2 separate regions of the Homo sapiens genome follow, and region 2 is linked to region 1. Evidence: read pairs that join two places in POLR2A ChIA-PET (ENCODE). Cell type or tissue: GM12878. All regions are shown on one strand. Links, peaks and the distances in the headings refer to the core of each region. The heading gives the core; the rest is flanking DNA. Region 1 overlaps FLYWCH1 (FLYWCH-type zinc finger 1). Region 2 overlaps ABCA3 (ATP binding cassette subfamily A member 3).

The links. ChIA-PET counts read pairs that join two places held together with the same protein. Peaks named below come from ENCODE experiments on the same cell type or tissue, not always from the same donor. Only the 100,000 strongest peaks of a DNase experiment are listed, where the experiment ranks them.
Region 2: POLR2A ChIA-PET joins it to region 1 with 7 read pairs; 2 of 35 experiments call an interaction of 5 or more read pairs at or near these places.

Annotation. Positions count from the first base shown.
Region 1 is chr16:2,926,277-2,935,669 of GRCh38, reverse strand. It overlaps FLYWCH1 (FLYWCH-type zinc finger 1), which reads right to left. Exons shown (of 10, transcript NM_001308068.2): 3 at 5,660-6,057; 4 at 4,790-5,260; 5 at 2,088-2,540; 6 at 1,691-1,954. The coding sequence starts at 5,984. Among named protein-coding and RNA genes, the nearest start is that of FLYWCH1, 19 kb to the right of the region's middle. RefSeq lists an enhancer at 7,011-7,520. In GM12878, for the core only: no CTCF peak of the experiment used is centred there; no DNase peak of the experiment used is centred there.
Region 2 is chr16:2,288,922-2,297,793 of GRCh38, reverse strand. It overlaps ABCA3 (ATP binding cassette subfamily A member 3), which reads left to right. Exons shown (of 33, transcript NM_001089.3): 16 at 1-28; 17 at 255-465; 18 at 2,054-2,204; 19 at 5,556-5,654; 20 at 8,174-8,360. Among named protein-coding and RNA genes, the nearest start is that of MIR4717, 19 kb to the right of the region's middle. In GM12878, for the core only: CTCF peaks have their summits at 1,015 (motif pointing left) and 2,496; a DNase peak (open chromatin) is centred at 2,583.

The sequences.
Region 1 (9,393 bases), core at 205-5,204:
CTCTGCACCTGTGACACCACGGAGGCCAGGCTGCCCCTCCGGCGGAGGGAAGCGACAGACATTTCAGACATGAAAGGCCTCAACGTGCTACCTCCCGGGACCGGCCCAGGAAACGACGGGAGGCAGGACTTCTCCAAACCACAAAATTATAAAGAAAACCAAGAAAGAGAAAGGCAGGCCCAGAAGCAGGGAGTCAGCACAGTGAACCCCGAGGGACAGCTGGGCCCGGCCTCTGCCCCCAGGCCAGGCTGCACTGGGAGGTTCCAGCAACCTGCGGTTGTGGATGATCGGATCCAGGTGGGGTCGACCTGGACACACAAAAGCAGGCAAACAAACGCAGCAGCTGCCACCCCACAGAGAAGACAGAGCTGTGTTAGGAAGATGGGACCACAGAGCACCCCCCAGTCAGCCGCGAGCAGGTTTCTAGGCTAAAGTGAAACCAAACGTGGCCGGGTATGGTGGCTCACGCCTGTAATCCCAGCACTTTGGGAGGCCGAGGCAGGCAGATCACCTGAGGTTGGGAGTTTGAGACCAGCCTGGCCAACATGGTAAAACTCTGTCTCTGCTAAATATACAAAAATAGCTGGGCGAGGTGGCAGGCGCCTGTAATCCCAGCTACTCAGGAGGCTGAGGCAGGAGAATTGCTTGAACCCGGGAGGCGGAGGTTGCAGTGAGCCAAGATCACGCCACTGCACACCAGCCTGGGTGATAAAGCAAGACTCCGTCTCAAAGAAAAAAAAAAAAAAAAAAGCCTGTGCAAGAAGTGCACTGAGTAGCTGACAAGGAAATGGAAAAACCAATTAATAGTAGTGGAGGCACATTTTAGGAAATAGGGCAGCCAAGACCCTAAGAAACAATTGCTTAGTTACTTGTGGGGTCAGGAGCGGGGGTGAGGACGAGGCGGGGACCTCGCAGCACTGTCTCTCTGGAGATGGAACAAAAAGAGAAAGACAATCACAGCTCTCAAGTCCGAGAGAACTTTAGGGCCATGAGGCAACTCACATGACCCAAAAGCTGCAGGATCCGGAAGAGCCACTGGAAAGAGAGGCCAGCGCCTTGGGGCGTGAAGGAAGAGCAGGTGAGTGGAGGAGGCCACGATGAAATGGCTCCTCAGCCAGACGCTATGGGGACATTTACGCAACTGTGGTTGTGAAGTCAAAACACCAGGCACTGCGGGGGGCCGACCGTGTGGATAAAGATGGAGACAGCCGGGACCCTCCTCGGGCCAGCGTTTCAGGACATTATGGGTGTCTATGGAACAGCGGGCCGAGAGGAGAAACCGGCTGCATGTAAGTAAATATCACCTCCTCAATCCTTAACCACTCAGACGTTAAGACAGCCTTCCACCATAGCAACGAGACTGACCATGTGCAGTCAACACCCTCTATTACTACTATGAACTCTTAAGACAAACGGAGGAAGAGGAGGGCAGGGAGGTCTATCCCTGCTGCTGCTACTGTGGGGCAGGTCAGGCTGGAAGGGGGAGGCTGGGCTGAGCAGGAAGGTGAGACCCATTGAAAGCGGCATCAGGGGGGCCAAGGAGTAGGAGGCCAGGGCCATAGTTCCTTCTAGGATGTTCAAAGAAGGGAAGAGGACGTTTGCCAGGGGGAGCCGCAGCATGGAGAGGGAAAGGCAGTGTGGGGCTCCTGCCTGCTTCCTGGGGCCCAGCTCCCAGCCCACCCCCAGGTACCTGGGCTCCCCCGCTGCGCCGTGTTGGGGCGTTTCTCCCGCTGCCTCAGGGCCTCCAGGCCTCCCAGGTCGGGCGGGTGGCAGTGACCACGCATGACAGTCACCCGTCGGCCCTGGGTGATGGCGCGGCTGCGGCAGCCCATGCGGGCCTGGTCCCGGCAGGTCCAATACACCTTCTCCCCAGCCGCCTTCTCCCGCCGGTAGAGGAAGGACTCGTACACCAGGAAGCTGCCCCCCAGGGGCGTCTTCAGGAACTCAGGGCCTCCTGGGGAGGTTCAAGAGGCAGTCAGGGGAGGGGACAGGGGCTGGGTAGGCCTGATCGCACCCCCTTCCCTCCCTGGACCTCTGGAGGCAAGAGTCAAGGCAGGGCCGGTGAGCCCCAAAGGAAGGCAGCTCACCCGGGTCTGCGTCCATGTCCTGGTGCTCGTCTGGGGCCTCGGGCTGGGTTGGCAGCTCCTGGTCTTCGACCTTTGCTCGCTTTCTGGGCCGAGGCCTGGTGAGAGTCAGGGGACCCGGACCCCTGCGGTAGAGCAAACTATCCACGCCTCGGAGCAGCGTGTCCACTTGGCTCCCAGGGCCGTCCTGCCCAGCCTGCAGCGTCTCCACGGCCTTCTCCTGCTGCCGCCGGGCTTCCAGGCCCTCCATATCGGGCTGGTGGCAGTGCCCACGCATCACAGTCACCCGCTGTCCCTGGGTGATGGCCCGGCTCCGGCAGCCGTGCAGCGCGTGGTCCCGGCAGGTCCAATACACCTTGTCCCCGACAGCCTTCTCCCGCTTGTAGAGGAACGACTCGTGTACCAGGAAGCTGCCCCCGTAGCACGTCCTCAGGAACTCGAGGGGCCGGGCCTGTCCTAGAGGAGAGACCCAAGTGGTCACATCACCAGGGGTGGAGAGGAGCCCAGGAGGGACAGCCCCTGCAGACTGTGGGGGCTGACACGAGCCTTTCTCCTTTAAGGCTGAAATTTACCCTGGCTTCCTGAGCCAGATATGTCAGAGGCCCCAAACCCATTCCCACTGAACCCCTACCACCAAGCGACCCGGAGGAGAGTCTCATTCCTCTCCTAGCGGTCAGTGAGGCCACCCCAGCTCACCCCTACCACCGAGTGACCCAGAGGAGAGTCTCATTCCTCTCCTAGCTGTCAGTGAGGTCACCCCAGCTCAGGCCTGCTCAATGTTGCATCAAGGTTACACCGGGAGGGGCCAACCTGGACTCAGACTCAGTGGTCTCTGTTTTCTGTCACTCCTGCTCATATTTTTTTTAGGTTTTGTTTAACAAATCTACCCATTTTTGAATAAAACACACAAGGTATAATACATTCAAATGGTTCGAAAAGATCACAGTGAAAAATAAGTCTCCCTGTTCCCTGCACCTCCCTTCCCACCCCAGGTGCCCAGGGCAGGGGCCACCTCAGATCCTTAAGGCTGTGTCAGGAGCCACGTGGCCTCCTCGAACCCAAGCCCATGTCCCAGTTACTGGTAATAAAACAGCCAGAACTCCCATCTGCCACTTGCCAAGCCCCAAATGTGCAATTTACACAACAATCCAGGTTATCACAGCCACCTTAGGATAAAGCTCCTGAAACTCCAGAAATTAAGCCAATTTTCTGAGGCTACAGAGCTACCATCAGGGAGGGCTGAAAGTTGAACCTAGGACCCAAAACCCAAGACTCTCCCACCAGCCATCTTTTTTTTTTTTTTTTTTTTTTTTTTGAGACAGGGTCCTGCCACGTCGCCCAGGCTGGAGTACAATGGCTCGATCTTGGCTCACTGCAACCTCCGCCTCCAAGCAATTCTGCCTTAGCCTCCCGAGTAACTGGGATTGCAGGCGCCTCCACGCCCAGCTAATTTTTTTTTTTTTTTTTTGAGACAGAGTCTTGCTCTTTTGCCCAGGCTGGAGTGCGGTGGCACGATCTTGGCCCACGGCAAGCTCCGCCTCCCGGGTTCACGCCATTCTCCTGCCTCAGCCTCCCGAGTAGCTGGGACTACAGGCGCCCGCTACCACGCCTGGCTAATCTTTTTTTGTATTTTTTTAGTAGAGACAGGGTTTCACTGTGTTAGCCAGGATGGTCTCAATCTCCTGACCTCGTGATCCGCCCACCTCGACCTCCCAAAGTGCTGGGATTACAGGCGTGAGCCAAAGCGCCCAGCCTCGCCAGGCTAGTTTTTTGTATCTTTAGTAGAGACAGGGTTTCACTATGTTGGCCAGGCTGGTCTTGAACTCCTGACCTCATGATCCGCCCACCTCAGCCTCCGAAAGTGCTGAGATTACAGGCATGAATCACTGCAGCAGGCCTAGGTGTCTTTCCTGAACTTAATGGACACTAGAATTGCATGGGAACCAGATAAAATTCTGATTTTTTTTTTTGAGACAGGGTCCAGGTCTCTTGTCCAGGCTGGAGGGCAGTGGCGTGATCCCGGCTCACTGCAGCCTCAATCTCCCTAGCTTAAGTGATCCTCCCACCTCAGTCTCCCAAGTGGCTGAGACCACAGGCACACACCACAACAGCTGGCTGATTTTTTGTAGATATGGGGTCTCACTATATTGGCCAGGCTGGTCTTGAACTCCTCGGCTCAAGTGATCCTCCTGCCCCAGCCTCCCAAAGTGCTAGGATTATAGGCATGAACACTGTGCCCAGCCCACATTTATGTATTTTTTTTTTTTTTTTTTTTTTTTTACTGAGATGGAGTCTCGCTCCAGTCACCAGGCTGGAATACAGTGGAGCGATCTGGGCTTACTGCAACCTCTGCCTCCTGGGTTCAAGCGATTCTCCTGCCTCAGTCTCCTGAGTAGCTGGGATTACAGGTGCGCACCAGCATGCCCGGCTAAGTGTTGTATTTTTAGTAGAGACAGGGTTTCACCAAGTTGATCAGGCTGATCTCGAACTCCTGACCTCATGATCCGTCCGCCTTGGCCTCCCAAAGTGCTGGGATTATAGGCGTGAGCCACTGTGCCCGGCCACATTTATATTTTTAAAAGTCATTTTAGCTTTGAGTACATTTTAAAAGACCCTGTGGGACCCCACATTTCTATTTGGGCTGAGGAAGGGCCCTCGGGTCCCCTGCCCCGAGTGGACGCAGCAGGGGAGTGGATTGTACTCACCCAGCCCCAGGATCGAGCGCTTCTTGGGCGGCAGGCTCAGCAGTGACAGGGCTCGGGGTGCCTCCTCCTCCTCCAGGGCCGGCTTGCTCAGCACCAGCCCAGGAGTGGGCTCGGGCTCCTCAGGGCACTGCCACGGGCCCACCCCCTCCAGGGGCTCCTCCACTCGGCCTCCAGGGCCCTCAGGACCCTGGGGCTCTCCCAAGCCCTCTGGCAGGGCCAGGCTGGGCAGTTTCTCCCTCTGGCGCCGGGCCTCCAGGCCTTGCTCATCGGGCGCGTGGCAGTGGCCCCGCATCACTGTGGCCCGCAGGCCTCGGGTGATGGCCCGGCCCCGGCAGCCCAGCTCAGCATGTTGGCGGCACTTCCAGTACACCTTGTCCCCCACTGCCTTCTCCTGCTTGTACAGGAAGGACTCCAGCACCAGGAGGCGGCCCCCGAATGGTGTCCTCAGGAACTCCAGGGACTGAGGGGCTGCTGGGGGAACGGGAAGGCTAGGTTAGCTAAGCTAGAGCAAAGCTCAGGGTCGCAGGCACAGAGAGCCAGGGAGGGCGTGGGGATCCTGAGTATGGCAGGTGCCTTCTCCTCCTGCTCCCAAGCAAGAAGCCCAGACTCTCAGGGCTGGTTTTTATTTTGGGGGTGGTAGTGGATGTTTTTAGGGAGCTGAAGGAATTCTGCACGTCACTGCAACTCCCAGGAGCTCCTGGTACCTGACTGTGATCATCCCACCAGCCTCGGACACGCTCAGGATCAGAGACCAAGAGGCTGAGCTTGGAGCAAGGACAAGACACTATGCTTGAAGCAGGGTGTACAGGGCCTGCTGGGAGCGCTGGAACCCACGGGGTGGCTGGGCAGGGGCGGGAAGCCACACCTCACCTGCATCCAGCTTGCTGCACTTCTGTTCAGGCATCTCTAGGGCTGGCTGGACCACCCCTCCCTGCTCCTCAACTGGCAGGATCTGCAAGGTGCTGGCGAGGGTGGCGGGGCCAGCCATCTCCAGGGACAGGACGCAGTGCACTTCCTGGGGCTTGGATCCCACCCCATCCTCATCTTGGTCGGAGGCTGTGAGCAGCACCAGTTTGGAGAACTCCCTGGGCTTCCTGGGGGCTGCCGGGATGACGTCCGTGCCTGGCTTGGGGGATGGCTCCTGGCCGGCCTTCACACTCTCGCCCTCCTGCTCGCTGGGCTCGGGCAGGGGCATCCCGGGACCCAGGGCCTGTCCCTCAGGCCACGCTCAGCACCCAGCAAGGAACCTGGAGTGCAGTGGTTCCGTCCTAAGGAAGGAAGCAAAATCCCGTCAGTGGTGGAAGCCCTTGGGGGACTCTAGACGTGGATCTGGGAGGGAGGTGGGGCAGATGGGGCTGCCTCACTGCTCGCTGGGGCCAAGACTGGCCGGGGGCCTGATGGAACTAGGCTTCTGCTCTGCCAGTTCCTCTCCTGGCAGCCTTAGGTACGTCAGCCCCATCCAACCCCACTTTCCCCATCTGGAAAATGTGCACAATAAACACCCTCCACAAGGGGCCATCAGAGTGACTAATGGACTAAGAGCTCAGCCACATGCTGAGCACGGACGAAGGGTTTCCACCCGCGTTTCCAGTCCCCCCTCCAGTCCCTACATTATGACGGCAGAACGTTCTTATTGACCCAGTTATAGACGAGGATAGTGAGGCACAGACACCTGTGATACACTTGAGGCTGAAGAGGCGGGAAGCTGAGACCCGTTTCTGCTCAGATGCCCAGGGACTTGTCAGGACCTTTTTGGAAACCATGTGCTTCACCAGGACGCCAGGCACCTGTCTCAGGCATGTGGGCCTGGTACGCAGAGCCCTTTCCAGAGGACGGCACCACATCACGGCCTGGGAGGCAGAAAGCCCTTTCTGGGCTCAGGCAGACCCAGTCCCTATCCTAGCCTGGAGGCCCCAGGCCACCCCCACTTCAGGAGATACCAGGGCCCCACAGTGGCAGCCACCTTGTGCCGGAGCTGTTGCTGTGGCTGCCTCGGCTGGTCGGGGACGGGGCTGTGGTGGTGTCTGGAGAATTCTGAGGTCACCACGGGTTCCAGCCTGGAGAGGCAGAAAGGTCAGATAATGGGGAACCAGCACAGGGCTGGGGTGGGGGCCTGGGGGCAGTCAGTGGCAGTCATGGTGTGGGGTGGGGCTTTTTGTGTGGGGAAAAGAGAGAGAGATCATATTGTTACTGTGTCTATGTAGGAAAGGAAGACATAAGAAACTCCATTTTGATCTGTACGAAGAAAAATTGCTCTGCTTTGTGATGCTGTTAATCTGTAACTTTAACCCCAACCCTGTGCTCACAGAAACATGTGCTGTACTGAATCAAGGTTTAATGGATTTAAGGCTGTGCAGGATGTGCCTTGTTAACAATATGTTTGCAGACAGTATGCCTGGTAAAAGTCACTGCCATTCTCCATTAACCAGGGACACAATGCACTGTGGAAAGCCACAGGGAGCTCCGCCCAAGAAAGCCTAGGTATTGTCCAAGGTTTCCCCCCACTGAGACAGCCTGAGATATGGCCTCATGGGAAAGGAAAGACCTTACCATCCCCCAGCCTGACACCTGTGAAGGGTCTGTGCTGAGGAGGAGGAGTGAAAGAGGGAAACCTCTTTGCTGTTGAGGTAAGAGGAAGCTTTCTGTCCCCTGCTCGTCCCTGGGAATGGCATGTCTCAGTGTAAAGCCGACCATTCGTTCTATTCTGAGATAGGAGAAAACCACCCTGTGGCTGGAGGCAAGATACGCTGGCAGCAATACTGCTCTGTTACTCTTTGCTACACTGAGATGTTTGTGTGAAGTGAAACACAAATCTGGCCTACATGCACATCCAGACACAGTACCTTTCCTTGAACTTCTTCATGATACAGATTCCTTTGCTCACATGTTTCCCTGCTGACCTTCTCCCCACCATCACCCTGTTGCCCTGCCACACTCCCCTTGCCAAGATAGTAAAAATAGTCATCAATAAATACTGAGGGAACTCAGAGACCAGCGCCAGTGCGGGTCCTCGCACATAGAGTGCCCATCTCCTGGGCCCACTGTTTTCTATATACTTTGTCTCTGTGTCTTATTTCTTTTATCAGTCTCATCTCCACCTGACGAGAAATATCCATAGGTGTGGAGCGGCAGGCCTCCTTCACCTGGCGCCCAGTGTGGGGCGTGAACCCACGACCCTGAGATTAAGAGTCTCATGATCTACTGACTGAGCCAGCCGGGGAATTCTTTTTTAGACGACCAATTTGGCCACAATTATAACATTTCCCCCCAAATGTTCTAACTTGTCCTCCTAAAGCAACCCCAGTCATTGCTTGAGCCATTAGGATAGCTTTATGCATGGCTCCTCCAATCCCATTACAAGCCTTCACATATTCTGTAACTACATCAACTCCTGCTGGAGCAATGGAATCTAATAATGTTCTCATAGAAGGTGAGTTGGGTCCATATTGTTTAACTCCTTCCTTCATGTCTTTTAACATTTTCATGGTGAAGCGTTCATATCTAGCATTAGCCACCGCAGGTGCTCCTGCTGGAGCCCCTTCCCCGGCCGGTACCGATTGTAAAATTACCAGGAACTGCCACGCCTCAAGATCTCCCTGTTTTCTAGCTTCATCAATGATCGCGTGCAGTGTGCTACCTTGTCCACTAGGTGGTGCTGTTGGATTAAGTCTCATAGTGGGCGGCTGAGGACACAGCGCCGCGCCCTGTGGTGCTGACGTATTAAACACCACCGCCATGGGTTGCTTGTACGATGCCGTGCAATTTGGCATGGCACACACCACTTGAGGTCTGTATTGGACCTCTGGAGGCAGCCAATACTGAAGCTCGGCTGGCAGCCAGTATTGATAAGCTAATGGCGGTTGGGTTTTATTTTCTACTGGCTGATATTGTGGATACTGTATCTGGATTGGCATTGCCGAGATAGAGACTATCCTTTTCTATTTGATATTCTCTTGGGGTTTGTACTTGTCTAACCTGCATTTGAGGTTGTAATGTTACAGGTATCTGAACCACGGGAGGAGGAGTTGGCCATTGTGGTTTAGACTCTGATGGCCCCACTTTTCCCCCCAATTTTGATGATTCAGGATATGTTACCTCCTGTAATTGATTGTAGTCAACATGGCTTTATGGCCAATTGACATTCCGGATTTGCATTTTCATAGGCCATTAATTCTACAATAACCTTTTGGGTGTTATCATCTGTAATAGATTTTGGAGCGGCACCGTGCAATCTTGCCACAAAGTCAGGGTAGGGCTCTTTAGAGCCTTGTCTAATTGAATTAAAAGACGGGCAGGTGGTTCCTGGGTCCATGAATTTTTTTCCCAGGCCCTGAGGCAAATAACCCTTACTTGTTTAAGTCAACATTTTGCATTGACCGAGCGATTACAGACTCTGCTACATACTTACAATGTGAACTTTCCATTCCTTTCTGGAATTCTGTCCCTTTGTCTTCTTCACAATCTATTACATAGCTTTCAGGGGCATCAGAAACTGAAACGCTATCTTCTCCTGTTTGAAACGGTTCTAAAGCTGCTTTAATAATGGCCCAATCATTCCATACTGTAAGTGGGATGATTTTACCTTCCCTATTTGCTTGTTTTAA
Region 2 (8,872 bases), core at 35-5,034, 640 kb after region 1:
CGGCATCGCCCTCATCGCAGGCTCCAAGGTGTGGCGGTGGGACTGGAGGCAGTGGGTTCCCCTCCTGCTCGACCTGGGATGGCCCTTCCGCCATGGCCCGGGCACCTTGGCCCTTGACACCCCAGACAAGGCCATCACCATCCTTGGAGGACTCAAGCCGGCTCCGCGAACCCCTCGATGGGGCCTACCGCAAGGCCAGCCTGGGCCCGGGGTGTGGCTCTACCAGCGTCGCGAGACTGTGTCTCTCCCTCCAGGTGCTGATACTGGACGAGCCCACCTCGGGCATGGACGCCATCTCCAGGAGGGCCATCTGGGATCTTCTTCAGCGGCAGAAAAGTGACCGCACCATCGTGCTGACCACCCACTTCATGGACGAGGCTGACCTGCTGGGAGACCGCATCGCCATCATGGCCAAGGGGGAGCTGCAGTGCTGCGGGTCCTCGCTGTTCCTCAAGCAGAAATACGGTGAGCGGTGGGGCCAGCCCGCGACAGGGTCGGTGTCCTGGCTGCCGTGCTGAGGGAATGGCTGCTACCTTCATGAAGGGCCCTCAGATCAGGCAGGGGTGGCCTTTTCTAGACTTCCTGTCTGTTGCCTCTGGGTGGAGAGCCCAACCAGGCAGGGGGGCTTGTGAGAGGGAAGAGGCAGGAAATGGAGCTGAAAGTCTCAATTTGGTTAGGATGTGGTTCAGCCATGACCAGAAGAACAGAGGCCAAGCCTAGTGCCACTAGGAGCAGCACTGCCCTTGGAGAGGCCAACACACGCACCAACATGGCAGCTCCCACGTGAGAGCAGCTCACAGCATGGCCAGGGCCAGCAGGGGCTGACAGGATCTGGGCCCAGACCTCTGACTGTACTGTGCAACTACGGCTTCCCTTTCAAGGTCACCTCCTGGTCCAGCACGATCTGGGTGTGCCAGCGTCCCCCACATTCCAACGGGGTGGAGCAAAGACATAGGAGCCCTCCTCCCCTCAGGACACCCCCCAAGTTCACGTCCCACTTCTGCCCCCTAGTGACTGAGTGGCAACCCAGTGTGGTCAGCAGTAGGCTGGAGGGGATGGCCTTTGTCCTGGGCAGCCACATGCTCAGCCAAGATACCAGGGTTTTGTTACCAAGAGGGAGGACAGCAGGCGTTAGGAGATGAGGAACCATCCACCACGGCCTCTGAGAGTTTCACTAGCCACTTCCTGCCCCACTGCCCAGTTGGCAGAGCCATTGTTCTTCCTGGGCCTGGCATCCTTGTCTCTAAAGAGGACATGGGGCCAGGCGTGGTGGCTCACCGCCTATAATCCCAGCACTTTGGGAGGCCAAGGCAGGCAGATCACTTGAGGTCAGGAGTTCAAGACCAGCCTGGCCAACATGGTAAAACTCTGTCTCTACTAAAATACAAAAACTTAACCAGGTATGGTGGTGCATGCCTGTAATCCCAGCTACTTGGGGAGGCTGAGGCAGGAGAATAAGTACTTGAACCAAGGAGGGAGAAGTTACAGTGAGCCAAGATTGTGCAGCTGCACTCCAGCCTGGGTGACAGAGTGAGACTTGTCTCAAAAAAAAAAAAAAGGACATGGAATTCCATCTCCTGCACGGTGACGTTGGGAAAGAGGTGAGATGCATCTCTGATAGTGCCGTGCAGTGCGGTCTTGCAGCCGGTAGCTCTTGCTCCTGCTCCTGCTGACAGTCCCTTCCTAGAACCACACCATAACCATCAGTGTTAACCCCACAAGACAGAAGCCCTCACACGTGGTCCGTCGCTGCTGATGATATCCTTCCCTGGTGCTTGTATAGCTGGGGGGAGACCCCACCTTCCAGCAGGTGCCCCTGACAGTGCTCAGCACCCTAGATCCCCAGCAGCTCTTCCCAGCAGGAGCGGGAGGTGACACCCTTGGGACAGCACAGGGAGCTCCAAGACACATTCATTCTGCTTCAGCTGCCCACCTCCGGTTCTCTAGCCTCCTTCCCACCAGCTTGCCTGGTGTGAGCCCTAGAGACCCCGGGGTGGGCATGAAGAGACCTGGGGGATCAGCCAAAGATCTCACACGTGGCCCTGTATTCCAGGTGCCGGCTATCACATGACGCTGGTGAAGGAGCCGCACTGCAACCCGGAAGACATCTCCCAGCTGGTCCACCACCACGTGCCCAACGCCACGCTGGAGAGCAGCGCTGGGGCCGAGCTGTCTTTCATCCTTCCCAGAGAGAGCACGCACAGGTACGCCTCCCAGGGAGGGCACGCACAGGTATACATCCAAGATGGGATCCCCATGGGCCATGAGGGCTTTGTGCTCAGAGGCACCTGCTCTGCCCCTCTCTGGCCTGGCCAGTCGGCACTCTTAGACCCTCAGCCTGGGCACCATCAGCCCAGATGAATCTGCTTGGCTGGGTCCTAGGTGCCAGGCCTCCTAGCAAGGAGAAACATAATTAGGACCTGAAAAGGAGAAGCACGTATCTGACTCACCAAAAGGGTGCTCAGCGCTGATGCAGGGCTCACACTCCCCCTTCTGACACCAGGCTCAACACGTGCTGCGGCTGCACTCAGAACTACTCGTGAAACCGAGTCTGTATTTGTATGTGGGTGGTGAATTTGGTCTCAGTGTCAGAGCTGGAGATGTTACCACCTGCTCATCACTGTCTCACACACACGGCAGAACCAGCAAGGGGAGGGAAGCCAGTGTTCCATGACACTATCTATCAGTCTGGATATTATCTGGATAATATCAGTTTATTGCACTTTTCTCCAGTTTGTTGTTTGATTTTGTCAGATTTTTTTCCATTTTACATTTATTTATTTTATTTGTTATTTATTTATTATTTGTTTTGAGATGGAGCCTCACTCTGCTGCCCAGTCCAGAGTGCAGTGGCACAATCTCAGCTCACTGCAACCTCTGCCTCCCAGGTTCAAGCAATTCTCCTGCCTCAGCCTCCCAAGTAGCTGGGATTACAGGCGTGCACCACCACACCCGGCTAATTTTTGTATTTTTAGTAGAGATGGGGTTTTACCATGTTGTCCAGGCTGGTCTCAAACTCCTGACCTCAGGTGATCCACCCACCTCGGCCTCCCAAAGTGCTAAGATGTCAGGCATGAGCCACCATGCCTGGCCACATTTGTTTATTTTAAAAACAAGGTCTTGCTCTGTCACCCAGGCTGGAGTGCAGTGGTGCAATCACAACTCACTGCAGCCTTGAATTCCTGGGCTCGTGATCTCCCACCTCAGCCTCCCGAATAGTTGGGACTACAGGTGTGTATCAACATGTCCGGCTAGTTTTTTTATTTTTTTTGTAGAGATGGGGTCTTGTTATGTTGCCCAAGCTGGTCTTGAACTCCTGGGCTTAAGTGATCCTTCCGCCTCAGCCTCCCAAAGTTCTGGGATTCCAGGTGTGAGCCACTGCACCCGGCCTAGATTTTGTACTTAATGTAGCAACATCCTTTCTCTTGTGACTTCTTCTATTAATTTTATTCTTAGAAAGTGTTTCGCAGCTGTGCATAGTGGCGCACGCCTGTAATCCCAGCACTTTGGGAGGCCAAGGCGGGCGGACCATGAGGTCAGGAGATCGAGACCATCCTGGCCAACACGGTGAAACCTCGTCTCTACTAAAAAAAAAAAAAAATACAAAAATTAGCCGGGCGTGGTGGTGGGTGCCTGTAATCCCAGCTACTCAGGAGGCTGAGGCAGGAGAATCACTGAACCCAGGAGCAGAGGTTGCAGTGAGCCGAAATCACACCCCTGCACCCCTGCACCCCTGGATTCCAGCCTGGGTGACAGAGGGAGACTCCATCTCAAAAAAAAAAAAAGAAAGAAAAAACCAGGGAATCAAACCATATGAACCTCACTTTTAGCCAGGCATGGTTGCTCATGCCTGTAATCCCAACACTTTCAGAAGCCAAGGCAGAAGGAGAAGGAGATCAGCTTGGGCGACATAGTGAGACCCCATCTCTACAAAAAAATTAAAAATTAGCCACATGGCCAGGCACGGTGGCTCACACCTGTAATCCCAGCACTTGGAGGCCGAAGCGGGTGGATCACGAGGTCAGGAGATCGAGACCATCCTGGCTAACATGGTGAAACCCCATCTCTACTAAAAATACAAAAACAAAATTAGCCGGGCGTGGTGGCGGGCACCTGTAGTCCCAGCTACTCGGGAGGCTGAGGCAAGAGAATGGCATGAAGCCGGGAGGCAGATCTTGCAGTGAGCCAAGATCGCGCCACCGCACTCCAGCCTGGGTGACAGAGCAAGACTCAGTCTCAAAAAAAAAAAAAAAACTTAGCCACGTGTAGTTGTGCACACCTGTAGCCCCAGACACTTGGGAGGCTGAGGTGAGAGGATTGCTTGAGCCCGGGAGGTCAAGGCTTCAGTGAGCCGAGATTATACCACTGCACTCCAGCCTGAGTGACAGACCAAGACCCTGTCTCCAAAAAAAAAAAAAAAAAAAAAGGCATTTTGGCCAGGCACGGTAGCTTGGTAGCTCATTGCCTGTAATCCCAGCACTTTGGGAGGTCAGGGCAGGTGGATCACAGGGTCAGGAGATCAAGACCATCCTGGCTAACACGGTGAAACCCCATCTCTACTAAAAATACAAAAAATTAGCTGGGTGTGGTGGCGGGCGCCTATAGTCCCAGCTACTCTGGAGGTTGAGGCAGGAGAATGCCATGAACCTGGGAGGCGGAGCTTGCAGTGAGCCGAGACTGTGCCACTGCACTGCAGCCTGGGTGACAGAGCAAAACTCCATCTAAAGAAAAAAAGAAAAAAAAAGGTATTTCAAGGAATTAACCTCCTGTGGCCCCTGCCCCATTCTATAGGGGGATTAGGGGGGTGATTCATTTTAGTTTAGTTTAGTTTAGTTTTTGGAGACGGAGTCTTGCTCTGTTGCCCGGGCTGGAGTCCAGTGGTGCGATCTCAGCTCACCGCAACCTCCGCCTCCCGGGTTCAAGCAATTCTCCTGCCTCAGCCTCCCGAGTAGCTGGGATTACAGGCACAAGCCGCCATGACTGGGTAGTTTTTGTTGTTGTTGTTGTTTGTTGTTTTGTTTTGTTTTATTTATTTTAGTAGAGACAGAGTTTCACCGTGTTGCTCAGGCTGGTCTCGAACTCCTGAGTTCAGGCAATTCGCCCACCTCGGCCTCCCAAAGTGCTAGGATTACAGGTGTGAGATACTGCACCTGGCCTCCTTATTTTTTTAATTTTATTTATTTATTTATTTTTTTGAGACAGAGTTTCACTCTGCCACCCAGGCTGGAGTGCAGTAGCGCAATCTCGGTTCACTGCAGCCTCCACCTCCTGGGTTCAAGTGTTCTCCTGCCTCTGCCTTCTGAGTAGCTGGGACTACAGGCACCTGCTACCACACGTGGCTAATTTTTTATGTTTTTAATAGCGACAGGTTTCACCATGTTGACTAGACTGGTATCGAACTCCTGATCTCAGGTGATCCGCCCGCCTTGGCGTCCCAAAGTGCTGGGGTTACAGGTGTGAGGCACTGTGCCTGGCCGAGGGGGGGTGATGCTTTAGGAACAAATTATCTAGAAAGTCACTGAGAAGTGACTCATAATGCTGGGTCTGTTTTTCAGGTTTGAAGGTCTCTTTGCTAAACTGGAGAAGAAGCAGAAAGAGCTGGGCATTGCCAGCTTTGGGGCATCCATCACCACCATGGAGGAAGTCTTCCTTCGGTCAGTAAATGCGCATTTCCGTCCACCTAGGACTGGGCTCCGTGCTGCAGAGGACTTTTTTTTTTTGAGATGGAGTTTCACTCTAGTTGCCCAGGCTGGAGTGCAGTGGTGCGATCTCGGCTCACCGCAACCTCCGCCTCCTGGGTTCAAGAGATTCTCCTGCCTCAGCCTCCCGAGTAGCTGGGATTACAGGCATGTGCCACCACACCCAGCTAATTTTGTATTTTTAGTAGAGATGGGTTTTCTCCATGTTGGTCAGGCTGGTCTCAAACTCCTGACCTCAGGTGATCCGCCCACCTTGGCCTCCCAAAGTGCTGGTATTACAGGCGTGAGGCACCGTGCTCAGCCGAGGACTTCTAAAAAGTGCAGTGATAAACAGTCACCTCGGTTATGATCTCAAATGCCCACGTGAGGCTGGAGGAACAGCCTGGGGTGGGGCGGGCAGTGGCCGCCGTCAGAGCCCCAAGTGCAGATTGTGACTGTCAGCAACATTGGTGTGCGTGGGAAACGGCGGCACACGTGAGGGGCCTGCACTGCCTTGGGGTCCCTCCTAGACCCGCCACGGGTCTAGCTGGCACACGGCGTCAGAGGCGTGCCCAGCTCTTCTTGGGCTTAGATCGTCCTTGGGAGATACCTGTGTCGTTAATGAAGATGGGAACTATCTCATCCAGACCCTCAGAACTGCATGGGGGCTGGGCGTGGTGGCTCACGCCTGTCATCCCAGCACTTTGGGAGGCCGAGGCAGGCGATCACTTGAGCCAAGGAGTTTGAGACTAGCCTGGTCAACATGGTGAAATCCCATCTCTTTTTTTTTGAGACAGAGTCTCACTCTGTCTCCCAGGCTGGAGTGCAGTGGTGCAATCTCAGCTCACTGCAACCTCTGCCTCCCAGATTCAAGCGATTCTCCTGCCTCAGCCTCAGTAGCTGGGACTGCAGGCGCACGTCATTACGCCCAGCTAGTTTTTTTGTATTTTTAACAGAGATGGGGTTTTGCCATGCTGGTCTGGAACTCCTGACCTCAGGTGACCCACCTGAAGATCTGTGCTGGGATTACAGGCGTGAGCCACCACCCCCAGCCACCATCTCTACTAAAACTACAAAAATTAGCCGGGCATGGTGGCACACACCTGTAATCTCAGCTACTTGGGAGGCTGAGGCAGGAGAATCAATTGAACCTGGGAAGTGGAGGTTGCAGTGAGCTGAGATTGTGCCACTGCACTCCACCCTGGGGGACAGAGCAAAACCCTGTGTCAAAAGAAAAAGAAAAAAACGTGAGATAGGTTTTCCTCCTTAGGGAGCCCACAGCCTAGAGGAGGCGACAGAATAGGTGATCATACATGCAGGACATGGTGGTGCATGCTCTGGGGACACCTGTGCAGGGGACCATGTGTCCAGGAACAGACCCAGGGAAAAAGGCCAGGCAAGGCGGCGGAGGGAGGGAGGGACTGCCCGCTGACCTGTGTCCCACACAGGACCGAGCACTGACTGACTGATTCTGTGAATCCTGGTTGAAGGAAGGAAGGAAGCATGAACATAACAGAAAGAAACCACGGGCTGGCCTGGAGTCAGCCGGCTCTGAGGGTAGAACCCGGGTTGATCCTGCTGCGTCTCAGCAGCCACAGGGCCTCTTGTCTCTCAAGGTCTCAGGCCTCTCTGGCCCCATCTCATACTCACCACACGGCCCACCTGTGACTCAGCTCCAGGCCCCACACCTGACCCTGGCCTCTCTGAGCTCCTGGTCTCAAGAGAAAAATAATCAGAAGCTTTTCCTGGTTTGTCTAGGACCTGGGGAGAGCTAGCCAGGCTGGTAAGCGCCCACCGGAGCTCAGACCATGGGCAGGAAGGCTTTTAATCAGAGGGAATACTGACGAGATGGCAACACTTGGTGTCTCTGAGCAGATCATGAAAGATGAGTGGGACTGGGAGAATCCAGTGAGGGAGAAGGGCTCTGCCAAGGGCCAGAGGAGCAGGTACTTAGGCCTCACGGCAGCCTGCACACAGGAGCAAGAAGCAGGCAGACAGGGCTCACACGGGCTCCAAGTGTGGCCTGACAATGTTGCTAAGCCAGCCGGGGGGTGCCTCCTGCCTGCTGCAGCCTCAGTTGTGTTTCCTAATCGGCGGGGAGCTCTAGGAAGGGGTGTGTGTGTGTGTGTGTGTGTGTGTGTGTGTGTGTGTGTGATGTAATTCACATAATATTAAAAAATCACCTCCTCTGCCAGCCTTGGTGGTTCATGCCTGTAATCCCAGCACTTTGAGAGGCCAAGGTGGGTGGATCACTTGAGGTCAGGAGTTCCAGATCAGCCTGGCCAACATGGTGAAACCCTATGTCTACTAAAAATACAAAAATTAGCTGTGCATGGTGGCCGGAGACACTGATGAGTGAGGAAACACATAAGCAGATGCATGAGCAAGCCAAGGACTGCGGCAACACTGCTCCCCTCAGTGCCTCTAACCATAGTCCCTCCCTCCACCCACCCGGGGAGCTGGGTCCTGACCGGTCCCTGTGTGTATCGGCACAGGGTCGGGAAGCTGGTGGACAGCAGTATGGACATCCAGGCCATCCAGCTCCCTGCCCTGCAGTACCAGCACGAGAGGCGCGCCAGCGACTGGGCTGTGGACAGCAACCTCTGTGGGGCCATGGACCCCTCCGACGGCATTGGAGCCCTCATCGAGGAGGAGCGCACCGCTGTCAAGCTCAACACTGGGGTGAGTGCCCAGGTGGGTGGGCGGGTGGCGGGGGAAGGGCGAGCAGCCCCCAAACGCCTCATGTAAGCCCATGCAGAGGAGAGTCTGCGAGGGCGCAAACAGGGTCCGGGAGAGTCAGCACACCGGGCAGAGGGCGGGCAGCGGCTCACACCGCATGGGTCGGCAGGGAGAAGCGTTTGAATGGAGCAACTGGAATTTCTCATGCTCTACCTCAGGCACAGCACCCTGCTCAACAGGAGCTTGTCGGGTGCCCAGCTCTGTGTTGATGAGGCTCTCTAGCAGCCAACGACACGGAGGTTGGTTGATGCACTCGGTTCACAGATGGGAAACCGAGGCCTGGGCCAAAGTCAGATGTGACAGAGTCACAGAGCTCATTCTGATCCCTGGTCAGCCTGATCTCAAAGCCCTGACGCTCTCTGTCTCGGAGGACCAGGAAGGAAAGAAGCTGGAGAACGAGGCAGTCAGGCTGGTTGGGAGGCTCGGCCATCTGTTTCCTGTGACCTGTGTGGTGG